Regions from separate parts of the Homo sapiens genome. Here region 2 is linked to region 1. Evidence: read pairs that join two places in POLR2A ChIA-PET (ENCODE). Cell type or tissue: PC-9. All regions are shown on one strand. Each heading gives the region's core, and the rest is flanking DNA. Links, peaks and the distances in the headings are about the cores only.

Region 1 (5,000 bases), core at 1-5,000:
CAAGCATTCTGACTCCAGAGCCTCTGTGTTAGCAGGGACACCATGGGTGGGCTGGCATGGCACGCCACGGCAAAGACAGCCCTGGCATGGGGAAGCTGTCCAGTCCAGCAGGTGGACAGGCCTACCTTCTGCAGGGTGGGAGGGCAGCGATGGGGTGGGGGGACAAGTTGTTTGTGTCTGTCTCCCCCTCCTGGGGAGGGAGGTCCCAAGGTGAATGAGAAGGTGGGTGGGGAAGGACCTCCCTGAGCATGGGACAGAGTGACCTGAGGCTGGAAGCAACTTGGAGCAAGTCATCTGCCTCCTCACTTGCTGCTTAAGCCGTCTCCATCCTGGCATTCTGAAACACCTTCTCTGGCCCCCCTTTGCCTGCTCTGGGTTCCAGGGCCTCTTCTTCCAGGTGCCTTCCCTGAAACCCACCCAGGCTACATGAGAGTGAACTTGCCCAGTGCTCCTCAGGGCTTATACCACACACAGGGCTTCCCATAGGTTGCTTTGGTCAGTCTTCACCCTGTAAAGCAGACGTAGCCCTTGAACCCATTTTGCAGGTGAGGAGACTGAGGCCCAAAGAGGCTAAGAGGCGAGGTGGCAGCACCATATTTAGGCCAACTCTGAGTGACTGCCTGTCCCACGCTGTCTCCTGCACCCCAGCTGCTCAGGACCCTGCCCTACCACTGGAGATACTCACAGTCCAGTGAGGGGGCCACAGAAGAAGGGAGGGGATGGACATCTGAAATAGCAGGTGACACACAGAAAGAGTAGTAGTGGCCACGAAAACAAGAGGTAGGGTGCAGTCAGGTTCCATGAATGAAACATGGGGCCAAGAGCTTTCCATGGACAAACTCATTCTCCCTCATTGCCATGAGAAAGTTACCAATGATATGTCCCCATTTTACAGCCAGAGAGACTGAGATGCAGGGAGGAGTAGTCCTTGGCCAATAGTCACAGATCCAGGGATTGATGTTCCTGGGATTTAAACTCAGGCCTTCTGGCCCCAGAGCCAGTGTCCTCTGTGGGTGTTGGGGAAACGCTGCTTTACGATGCTGTGAGCTTTATGCACGTGTGCAGTTTACATGGTTACGTCAAGTGTGCTCAGGAGTGGGGAGTGGGGACTGATGGGCTAGAGGGGTCCCCCACATCTGGCCTTCCAGATCCTGGGCAACCAGCCCACATACCTTCCTCCTTTACTGCCCAGTTGACTCCCCAGGTTCTGGGGTTGAATGGATGTGTGTGTAATGGGAGGTGCTCAGCTCATCACCCTAAAAGGGAGCTTTGTTGGAAGTTAGGAACGGGTACTCAGTCGAGCTTTGGAGAGCCATTGCATTGAGCTCAGCCTCACTCTTCAGTCAGGCCCAGCCTCCTCTCAGATGCTTGGGACCTGACCCCAACTTGTCTCCTCTTCTCTCCTCCTCGCAGGGAGCCGGGAGGCTGCGTTCACCTACGCCATCATTGCCGCCGGCGTGGCCCACGCCATCACAGCTGCCTGTACCCAGGGCAACCTGAGCGACTGTGGCTGCGACAAAGAGAAGCAAGGCCAGTACCACCGGGACGAGGGCTGGAAGTGGGGTGGCTGCTCTGCCGACATCCGCTACGGCATCGGCTTCGCCAAGGTCTTTGTGGATGCCCGGGAGATCAAGCAGAATGCCCGGACTCTCATGAACTTGCACAACAACGAGGCAGGCCGAAAGGTAGGAAGCCAGGGAGGGCAGCTGGGCGGCGCTCGCGGAGATGCTGCAAAATGGCTTGTTTGTAACATCTGGTGCTGGGTGTCTGTTGAGGAGCCACAGGGCTCTGCCCTCAGCCTCATTCTGCTTGGTGCTGGCATCAGCTTGTAGCTGGTCAGGATTTGTGTATGGCACGAAGCTTGTCAGTTACTGAAGAGGTTGGATAATTGAGTCTGCCTTAAGACGAATTGAATGTTACTCAGCAAGATGGAAAGAGGGACAGATGTGAACTCTTATCCTTGGGAGGGACCAAATTAGCCTTTCTCCCTTGCTCCCTTCCTGCCTCTCTCCCTCCTTTTTTCTCTCCCTCCCTCCCTCCTTCCCTCCGTCCCTCCTTCCCTTCCTCCCTCTTCTCAGGCTTCTGGCCACATCCTGTGTGTCAGAGCCTCACAGGTGGCCTTGGTGAGTCACACAGGGGAATTGCTCACCTGGTCTGCCCCAGGATGGTGTCCTGGGGGAAATTACCAGGCCCTGCCTGTCTAGTCTCATGGCTGGGAGCTCCTGCCCAGGGTGGTGCATCCCTGCAGTGGTCCCAGCTGCTCCCTCCTCCCTGTTTTTGTGGTCCAATCACCCTGCAGGTCCCAGGTCCCAGGCTCCCTCCTGCCTTGAAGCCCTCACTTCCTTGAGGCAGACAGGAGGAGGACACGTGGCTTCCCTCTCCCAGCCTCAATTTCCTCACCCACGGCTCCCTGGCTGGGCCATGGTGAGAATTAAAGGAGAGAATAGCACGTGGCCCGCAGCAAGTCAGGGTCAGGATGGATCCCGTGGGAGTGTGTTCTGTGAGCCACACAGCTCCACTGGGCATGAGGCTTGTGGCTGTTGCTCTGTCATACTGCCATGAGCCCGTGGGCAACACAGACACTGGGAACTGTCAGAGGCTGTAAGACCAATCTCAGTGGGCTTCCTGGAGGAGACAGGCCTCGAGAGATGAGCGAGGTTTGGCTAGGCAGGGAAAGGAGGTGGAAGCAGCCAAGATCTGGTGAGTGGGGGAGGAATGGACACAGACCCAGAGGTAGGGGCAGGGGGCCAGTTAGGGACCACACTGGCTAGTCTGTGAGGCCCTGAAAAGGGAACCCCTGCAGGTTGGGGCCGAAGAGTGCAGCCTTGTGTTCTGCCCCCAGATCTGCCTGTGGCTGCCATGTCCTTGTCCTTCAGGTTTCAGCCATGATGTCCTCTCCCCAGAGAGGTTTCCCTTTACATTCCTTCCTAGCCTTTTCTCCGAGTTTGCCTTGTTCCGTGGCTTTCTCCCCTCTCTAGACTTTAAGCATACCGAGGACAGAGGCCTGGGCTGTCTCAGACACAGCAGCACTCCAGAGCGTGGCACACAGTAGGCACTCTACAAATATGTATGGAGTGAATGGATGAGTGCCTTGTGGTTGCTGGGGAGCCACTGTGGGGCAGAAGTCATAGACCCTTGGGAGGCAGAGGGCTACTTTGAGTGGGGTCAGGAGCTGGGTATGAGTGGAGTGCAGGCCAGGCCTGACCTGATGTTTTTGAGCAGGAACAGCCCTCCCATCTCAGGAAAGCTCAGTAGAGGGCCATACATCCTCCTGCCTGCCCAGTGCTCTCTGGTTAGGGAGGACCTTTGGGGATGGCTTTCTAGAAAAGCACTTCTACAGACACTATGTATTTCCTGAGCCAAGAGGTGGGACTGTGGACTCCCCGGTGTATGCAGAGAAAGGGCTGAGTCACACCCGTCCCGCCCCTTTGTGCTACAGGGATGGAAATGGAGGCTCAGAGAGGGTACCAGCTGACCTGTGGGGACTCAGGTCAGTGACCACACACACCACTCAGCCAGAGCACGGTGAGGTGGTCTTCCAGCCTAGCCCCAAGTGGCCAGTCCCTCACTTGCTGCCATGGGACACCCCAAGGGCCCCGACGAGGGCAGGAACAAAGACAGCCGCCAGCTGCTGTGGGTTCCAGCCCCTCTTGCGACCTCAGTTTCCACATCTGTCGATTGGGACTATGACCCACTCCTTGTTCCGACCGGTGCCAGTCAGTTCCCCAGGATTTTGCAACACGCCATTTACTCAAAGGCATGGGACCCCACCCCAGAAGCCCCCTCCCAACAGGCTGCCATGGGCTCCACGCATGGCAGGGCTGGGAAACCGACAGGAGCAATGGGGCCAGCCTACTGCTGCTCCTGGCTGAGAGCCTCGGAAAGGCTCGCAGATGTGTTTATCACCCGCTCCCTCACTCCTGCCATGAGGAAACAAGACTCAACCTGACCACAGGCTCTGGGGCTTGTTGGCAGCTGGTGTGAGAGAAGGGGAAGCGGGGAGGCTGGGGTGGGGGGGTGCACCATGTGGCTTCTGCAGACCTGATGAGGGGCTGCCCCTGGGCTGAAGGGGAGCCCCCAACTCCCCTGGCAGTCGAAGGAGAATAAATGCTGCAGGGGCGTCCTGCCCTCACAGGTCCCCAGTTTGAGTCTAAGCCCAGCAGGATGTGGGCCATGGGGCAGGGGCAACACCGCAAGGAAGCTGCAGGGCATCCCCTCCTTTCCCTCATTGTCTCGTCAATTGTGTGGTCTGCAGGCCGAATCAGAATGGTTAGGTGCCAATATCTTTTGGCGAGGTGATTTTAGAATTATAGTTTCCCCTATTGGCATTTCGGGGCCTTTGTACTTTGGATTGAAATCAGTGGCCGCTCAGGTCGGGGGTCCCAGAATACGAAGTTCACATCCTAGCGTATGATGTGTGGAATCATAGGCTCCTCAGTTGGGAGGAAGGGAAGAGTCAGAAGCATTGTGCTGAAATCTTTGGATGGTGGAATCTTTGTGGCTTTGAATAATTTCTTTCCAGCCTTTTGGCCGCAAGGAAATTAACTACCCACAGTTTTTGCCCTCAAGACTAGACGTTCAGTCTAGTGAGAGAATCAGGTACAAGAAGCAAAAATTGTGATTCAGGGCTACACACTGTAGGAGAAACGTGATACAGAAAGTGAAGAAAAGAGGTCAGAGGAAGAGTGGTTTGTTTCCTCTTGAAGTCTAAGAGTGCTAGGCAGAAGAAGGGAACTCTTAGCAGGGCTTTGAAGGATAAGGAGTCCAGGTGGACGAGGCATCAGGAAGGAAGAGGGCAGTTCAGGCAGCACAGGCATGTTCAAAAGCATGAAGTCCTAACAGCATGCTGTGGGGGCTCCGTGTGGCCGAGGGTGGGGAGGACGAGTGACGAGGCTGCAGAGGGGCTAGATCCTAACACACAGCCTTGAATGCCAGAACAAGGAGTGGGACTTTGTCTTAGGCCAGAGGTGCCCAGAAGAGGCTTTGGTGGGGCAGTGCTT
Region 2 (7,436 bases), core at 1,103-6,102, 340 kb after region 1:
CAAGGACCTTGGAGCCCAAGTCTCCACGCAGTAGCTGCCTCCTCCTGGATCAAGTTTATTAGGCCCTATAACTGGGCTCCTGCCTCAGTTTCCCTTGCTGCCTAGAAGGCTGGGTCCTGCTGCTCCTCCTGGGTCCAGGAGACAGTTCCTGTGTGGCTGTCCTGACCAAGGTTACAGATCCCTCACCTTCCTTCTAAGGTGGCTCCTGGTGCTCACTAAGCACATGTGAGCACCCTGGCCCCGGACCCCACCATGTGCCTCCTGTCCTTTTTCCTGGGCCTTGAGTTGGAAGGGCAGCAGGGACAGAGGGCTCCGCCCCCGGTTTCTCAGTAGAGGTAAAAGATGGAGGCCGACAGAGGGTCAGGGCCTGCCTCAGGCCACCCAGTGCACAACCTGGGTCAGCCAGGGACTGTCCCAGGCCTGGGAGCTGCAGAAGCCGAGGGGAGGGTGGGGCTGCCGGGGGCTGGGGCTGATGACTGCTCTATCTTCCAAACAACAGCAGCAAGGGATGGCAGCCAGGCTGTCGGGACAGCCTGTTCCCATAGCGGGGCCCAGGGGAACCTAGCCTGACCACACCTCGGCTATGCCGGGCCTGACATCTGTGCAGCTGCATCGGGTGACCCAGGCTGGCCCTGTCCCTGCTCAGTTCCTCCGAGGGCTGCAGCATGGCAGTAGCCCAGGGCCCGCGGGTCCACCATTTCCGCGGCTGATGGGGCTGGGGGTCCTCCCCGAGGTCAGGGGACCCATCCCCTGCCTCTGGGGGCACCTGCCAGGCTGGTGGAAGAAAGAAGGGGAGAGAAAGCTGAGGAAGCAAGGGAGGGAGCTGCCACCCACTCCGCTTCTACTTCCTGCAGCTTCTGTGAGGGGCTGTCACCTCCGGAGGCTTGCTGTGGGTGCACATGGTACGCAGAGACAGTGGACGTGGCTGGCCCACACCAGGCAGCTGTGTGCGGCAGAACCCTCGCATCCAGCCTAGAGTGCCTATAGCAAGGGCTGCCATCAAGACCACTTGCTTCTGGGCATGGTTCTGAGTGCTTTACATGAGCTGACGCATTTATTCCTCACAGCAACCCCAAGAGGCAGCTACTAATATTATCCCCATTTTATGGATGAAGTAAATGAGACTGGGGCGGTTAAGTCATTCACCTAAGGTCAAAGGAAAGTGGGCCCTGACCAGTGCCGTCCAGTTTATCCCAGTACCGGTACCCCTGTGGATGGAAAGGGTGAAGCCTGTTCCTCCCACGCCCACTGATGTCTCCTCCAACACCGCCCCCCGCCTCCCCCGCCTGGCCTGGCTGCCAGCAACTCCTTGGACGCTCCAGGTGGAAAAACAATTGTGGGGCTGGCTCGGGTGGCTGGAGCAGCCGGGAGCTCCAGGCTTGGTGTCCCACCTATGCCAAGCCGCCAGAGCAGGGTGGGGGATGGGAGCACTTGCTCAGGAGCAGGGTGGGGATTCAGAGGAGACGCTGGGGCCCACCAGGGATGGCAGAAGCAGGCCTCTACCCCGGCCTGGCCAAAGTCGGCTCTGGGCCTGCTCCCCACAGTCAGAAGGGCAGGGGGAGCCCCCCAGCAGGCACCAGCCAACTTCCCTCCCGACTGGAGCAAATGACTGAGTCTTTACCAAGCGCCTACTAAGCACCGCAGGCCCTGTTCCGGGGGTCGAGTCAGGGACAGACCCAATCCTGCCCCTTTACTGCCTGGCAGGAAGAACAGGCAAGGAAACACACAGTCTCAAGAATGCTTGCTTGTTTCAACTCCCTGGGGATCTCAGTTTGAGCTGAGGAAACTGGGGCTCTGGGAGACGAAGTGAATCGCCCAAGCACTCAGCAAGGCCGAGCTGAGATTCTGAGCCCTCGTGCCTGGGCTCTGAACTCACCCAGATCCCACCTTGGTGCCAGCTGCTTCTCATTGAGCACCTACTGTGTGCTGGGTCATTCCCAGGCCCGCCCGACCCTCCCAATGGCCCCCCAGGTGGGTATGGCCATTGCCATTTTAGAGAAGCGGTAGCCGAGGCTCCGAGTCGGGGAACCACTTGCTGAGAGTCACCTTGCTGGAAAGGGACCCCACCCCAGAGTGTCTGACCCCAGAGCCCACAGCCTCCCCCAGACTTTTTCTGGAAACTCCTGGCATTTAGGGGAGTGAGAAAGAGCTGTCCTGAGCAGGTCAGAGTGGTGTCAGGGATGCTGCCAGTGGGGCCACCTCCTACACTGGGGACAGCTGGGGGCTGGACCTTGGCTGACACTATCCTTTTACAATGATACGTTATTCATCTAGCTTAAGCCACACAGATGAGAACTCTCTAGATAATTTTGGTCTTTCCTTTTAGACAACAACACAGTTATAATTTAACTATTTTAAGAGGACATGAAGTCTACACAATGTCTTCTCTGCGTTAATTACCATGGTGAACCATTTTCAGGCCACAGACCAGTACAGTGAAGGTCTTGGTGCTCAGTGAGATAGGGAACGTTACTTGCACCTACACAAATGGCCCCAAACTGATATTTTGTTGTTATTCTTGTTCTTATGTCTGCATTTAACGGTTGTTCTGTCTCTCTCTTATTGTTGAGCTGTTATTTCTAAAAGCGCTAAGGGTTTGCTCTGGAAAGTAGAAAATAAGCTTGATGCATCTTGTGAGTGTCTGAGTTATCAATGGTTCTGCTGTGAGCAGAACTTAACAACAAAGGGAATTCACCAAAATAATAAATTACACCAAGTACTTATCGAGCTAGAGAAGCTCTGGGGACTCAAGGATTAAAATCAGGGTCTTGATTATGGCATGGTCACTAGCCTTTGCAGCAATTGTTTGCAAATTAGAAAAAGGCTCCACTTCTTCAAAATACTTTACTAGTGCCTACTAGAAAATTATTTTAATCAATACACAAATCTACTGTGATTACCGTGTAACAGCAGCCTCGAGAGTTGTGCAGTGCACAACCTGTGCAGATGCTCATGGCAGCCCTATCTTGACATCACCAGAATTCCCTCTTTTCCATCATGTTTTTTCTTTTTCTCCCTTCGTTTTACTATTTCATACCTCAGACAGGCTTTCTGTTTGTGGTGGGAAATATGGCTTCTCTAAAACTTGATAACTCAGAAGATAAAGTCCTTCCTCTTCCACTCAAAATGTAAAAGTAATGTAAGGACTCTTGAGTCACATGATATCTCTAAACCATCCCTATGATCAGGGAAATGGAAAGTGTATCAGCCAGGCTGATATCAGTAAGGTTATGCTGCAGAAACAAACCACCCTTAAGCATCAGGAGCTTAAACAATCAAGGTTTATTTATCGCTCACACTGGATGTCAGCCCTGGTTTGACTGGGAGACCTGAGTCATCTGGGATTTCAGGGACCCAGACTGTCGGGGGCTACAGCTTGAAATGTGCTCCCTCCATCGCTGTGGCAAAGGGGTTGTGGAGAATCGCACACTGGCTCTTAAAGCTTCCACTTGGAGGGCACACAAGCCACTGAGCTCATGGTTCATAAAACAAGTACATGCCACGTCTAGCCATGCAGGGGATGGAGGTGCAGGCCTGCCCAGCCTGGAAGAAGCCTGGTCTAGGGTTATCTGAGCTTGAATCACACACTTACACAGCCCCTGGAATCATAGCCTAGGTGGGCAGGGCACTGTGACTGTTCCAGCCTGGGACTGGGGAGAGGGAGCTCTTCAAGGAAGCAAGAAGGATGTCACCTGGCCCCAGGCAACCATGTAGGGCAGCTGCCAAGACTCAGCCAGCCTGGAGCGGCCACACCCAGCCTCTGGGCACTGCGGCCAGAGGAACCCGAAAAACCCAAAGGGACAAGAACTCCAGGGAAGAAACACACTCCGGCCCCGCAAAAAGCATGGGAGCAGCTGGACCTGAAGACATCTCTTCTGCCCGCAAGAGAGGCTTCAGATGTGCAGCCCTGGATGTGTTCACACCCTCTGGAGGCAGCCATGGGTGGGCAGAAGCGCCGGGTGAGTAAGGACCAATCATCCACATCCCCTGGTGTGGCTGAGACCTTCCTAAACTCCTGTACCACACTTTCCAGCCCGGTTTTACAGAGCAGGCTACTGGGGCTTGGATGGGTCAAGGGACCTACTTAAGTTCACAGAGCCAGCTGGGAAACCTGCATGTACCAAACACCTACCACACACCAGGCTGCATTCCATTCTCAGGAGTTCCCATCCCCAGGACACAGGAGAGAAAACGCAGAGGCCGGGCACATCGCAGTCAGGCGGGCCCACCCCCGAAGCATCTGCCCTCCCCACATCACTCTCTAGGTAATGGGGTTGGGAGGGACCCTTTGGGATTGGGGAGCCAAGGGGAAAGAGCAGCAGTCCTTTTTTAAAGGACGATGAGTGTGACACGTGACCAAGGAACTCGTGCACCAAGTGGGCGTCTGCCGGCTCGTGTTTAAGGCACATTCCTGAGCTCCAAAAGGAGAAATAAAACTGTTCCCTTGTCTGTGAGCTGAAGAGGCAGCAATATTGTGGGGTAACTAGGACCAGATGGGCTCCAGGAATTTCCAAAGGCCTTTTAGCATATTAGACAAAATAGCCTCCCAGACACACACGGTAACTTTGTCTGGCCGCCTGGTATCGGTTACCGAGACAACCGGTGGAATGCGCACACTGGCTGGAGGGTCCCAGAAGGGAGCGGGCCTCTGGCAAGGCCCCTGCACACTCCCCACTGCCACAGCAGGAGCCCCCCTCACACTTGATCCCTTCCCTCTGGTTCCAAGACCAGGGCACACCCTGAGAAACTCAGCCTCTCAGGGTTGGCAGGGGCTAGGAAAGTCCCAGAAACTGGGAAGTCCCAGATGGTTCCCACAGCCCCAAGCCTCCACTTGCACCCCTTTGAGGGGTGTGAGAGGTCACACCCCACAGGGCACCCAGTGTGGGGGTGACTGCGGCCAGCTAGGTGTCAGCCCCGGGCTCTACCACCCTGGCTGGGAGAGCCTTGGGGGGCCATCAAACCTCCCCCAGTCCCCTTTCCTCATCTGCAAAACATAGTTACGTGAGGACAAAGCCATTTGATACAAGCGTGGTGCCTAGAGTGTGCCAAAACTAGCAAGCGCTCCTTCTGCACTGGCCACTATCATGGTGCTCTGTGAACAGTTCTGGCTATGAGAAAGTCCTTTCTCACTCTGACTTAGGTAATATTATTAGCTAAAATTAACTGAGCATTTGCCACGTGCCAGGGCATCTGATGGGGGAAACGGCTGAGGCTCAAGATGGTGGTTGCCTCACCCAAGGCAGCACAGCTAGACCCAAGCAGCTAGACCCAAGCTCTACTCGCTGTGGACACTGCCCTGCTGAACCCACCTCCCCGTGGGTCCCAGCTCCTGCTCGGCCCAAGGCTCCTGCTCTCTCTGGGTTTCAGTTTCCCTGTCTGTGCAAGGAGACGTTGGACTGCATGGGCCATGAGAATCCTTCCCACACTGGCCCTCTAGACCCTCATCCTGTCCTCAAATGACCCAGAGATGCAACAGGTCTGGAGAAACTTGGAGACCAGTAGGAGGGAAGACACGGTCTGTGTGCTGGCACCCAACACAGGGCCTGGCACCCAGAAAATAGCAGAGAAGTCACTGAATACAGCAGGTCCTCAAATAACATCGTTTTGTTCAACATCGTCTCGTTGATAAGAAAAAAATGTCGATTTCTGGCCATGCCCGCTGTCTGTGTGGAGTTTGCAATGTTCCCCCAACGTCTGCATGTGTTCCCTCCACGTACTCTGGCTTCTTCCCACATCCTGAAGATGTGGGTGTTAGGTGAACCAGTGTGTCTACATGGCCCCAGTCTGAGTGTGAGCGTGTCTGTGAGTGTGCCCTATAGTGATAATGGGGTGATATCCAGCTCAGGGCTGGTTCCCATCTTGTGCTCTTGGGACAGGCTCCAGCCACCCTAGAGCCGAGACTGGAATAAGTGGGTACATATCTTGTTTTTACTAGTCTTTCTTAAATGTATGTACACCTCACATTTATTTCAATGTTTAATATTAGAGGTGCTTCGTATTAGAGAAGTTTGATGTTGTTTTTGTGACCAAAAATACGCTGTAGGAACTGAACTCTTGTTTATATCAATTAGCCTATGGTAAAATTGGTTTTGTTATAGCTGGTGTGTTAGTCCGTTCTCCAGCTGCTATAAAGAAATACCTGAGACTGGATAATTTATAAAGGAAGGAGGGTTAATTGGCTCAGGGTTTGGCAGCTCTACAGGAAGCATAGTGCCTGCATCTGCTCCGCTCCTGAGGAGGCCTCAGGAAACTTACAATCGTGGCGGAAGGCAAAGAGGGAGCCCACAGGTCACATGGCCAGAGCAGGAGCAAGGGACAGAGGAGGGAGGTACCACACACTTTTAAATGACCACATCTCATGACAACTCACTCACTGTCATGAGGACAGTACCAAGAGGATGATACTAAACCTTTCATAAGAAAACCACCCCCATGATCCAATCACCTCCCACCAGGCCTCACCTCCAACATTGGGGATTATGTGAAATTACAGTTCAACATGAGATTTGGAAGGGGACACAGATCCAAACTTTTTTTTTTTTTTTGAGATGGAATCCCAATCAATCTGTCGCCCAGGCTAGAGTGCAGTGGCACAATCTCAGCTCACTAAAACCTCCAGCTCCCCAGTTCAGGCGATTCTCCTGCCTCAGCCTCCCCAGTAGCTGGGATTACAGGTACATACCACCATGCCTGGCTAATTTTTGTATTTTTAGTAGAGACGGGATTTCACCATGTTGGCCAGGCTGGTCTTGAATTCCTGACCTCAGGTGACCCGTCCACAGCCTCCCAAAGTGCTGGGATTACAAGTGTGAACCACTGGCCTGGCCTGATTCAAACGATTTCATGTGGTTTCACTTAAAGTCAGTTTCCAAGAACCTATCAAGGACTTAAATGTGGACTTACTGTACTGCTTTGCAGGGTAAATAAAGGTGGAGGCGTTGATTACAGTAATGTTGGCAACCCCTGCCCCTCAGTGATACAAGAGCTGAGGCTGATTAGGTGCAGTTCTGATGCTTAAATGGGTTCATTCGTTCTCACAACCACTCTGTGAGGCCGGTGCTAGTGTGAACCCCATTTGACGGATGGGAAAACTGAGGCACGAGGAGCTGTCACCTGTCCAAGGTCACATGGAGGGTAGAGGCAGCAGTGGGACTTGAATCTGCTGCCCTGGCTCCCAGAGTGTGCATGCACTGGGCACGCTACCTCTTTCTTTCAGAAGACCACCGTCAGCTGGGCGCGGTGGCTCACGCTTGTAATCCCAGCACTTTGGGAGGCCGAGGCGGGCGGATCACCTGAAGTCAGGAGTTCGAGACCAGCCTGGCCAACATGGTGAAATCCCGTCTCTACTAAAAATACAAAAATAGCCTGGCGTGGTGGCAGGTGCCTATAATCCCAGCTACTTGGGCAGGCTGAGGCAGGAGAATCACTTGACCCTG

Evidence for each region. Peaks named below come from ENCODE experiments on the same cell type or tissue, not always from the same donor. Only the 100,000 strongest peaks of a DNase experiment are listed, where the experiment ranks them.
Region 2: POLR2A ChIA-PET joins it to region 1 with 8 read pairs; 1 of 35 experiments calls an interaction of 5 or more read pairs at or near these places.

What each region holds. Positions count from the first base shown.
Region 1 is chr3:13,851,217-13,856,216 of GRCh38, reverse strand. WNT7A (Wnt family member 7A) reads left to right here. Exons shown (of 4, transcript NM_004625.4): 3 at 1,414-1,685. Among named protein-coding and RNA genes, the nearest start is that of WNT7A, 26 kb to the left of the region's middle. RefSeq lists enhancers at 1,084-2,051, 1,271-2,470, 2,052-3,021, 3,143-3,647. In PC-9, for the core only: no CTCF peak of the experiment used is centred there; DNase peaks (open chromatin) are centred at 2,146 and 3,356; H3K27ac peaks cover 4,672 bases.
Region 2 is chr3:13,510,558-13,517,993 of GRCh38, reverse strand. No RefSeq gene overlaps it. Among named protein-coding and RNA genes, the nearest start is that of HDAC11, 34 kb to the right of the region's middle. RefSeq lists enhancers at 1,096-2,024, 4,771-4,930. In PC-9, for the core only: no CTCF peak of the experiment used is centred there; DNase peaks (open chromatin) are centred at 3,623 and 4,123; H3K27ac peaks cover 2,056 bases.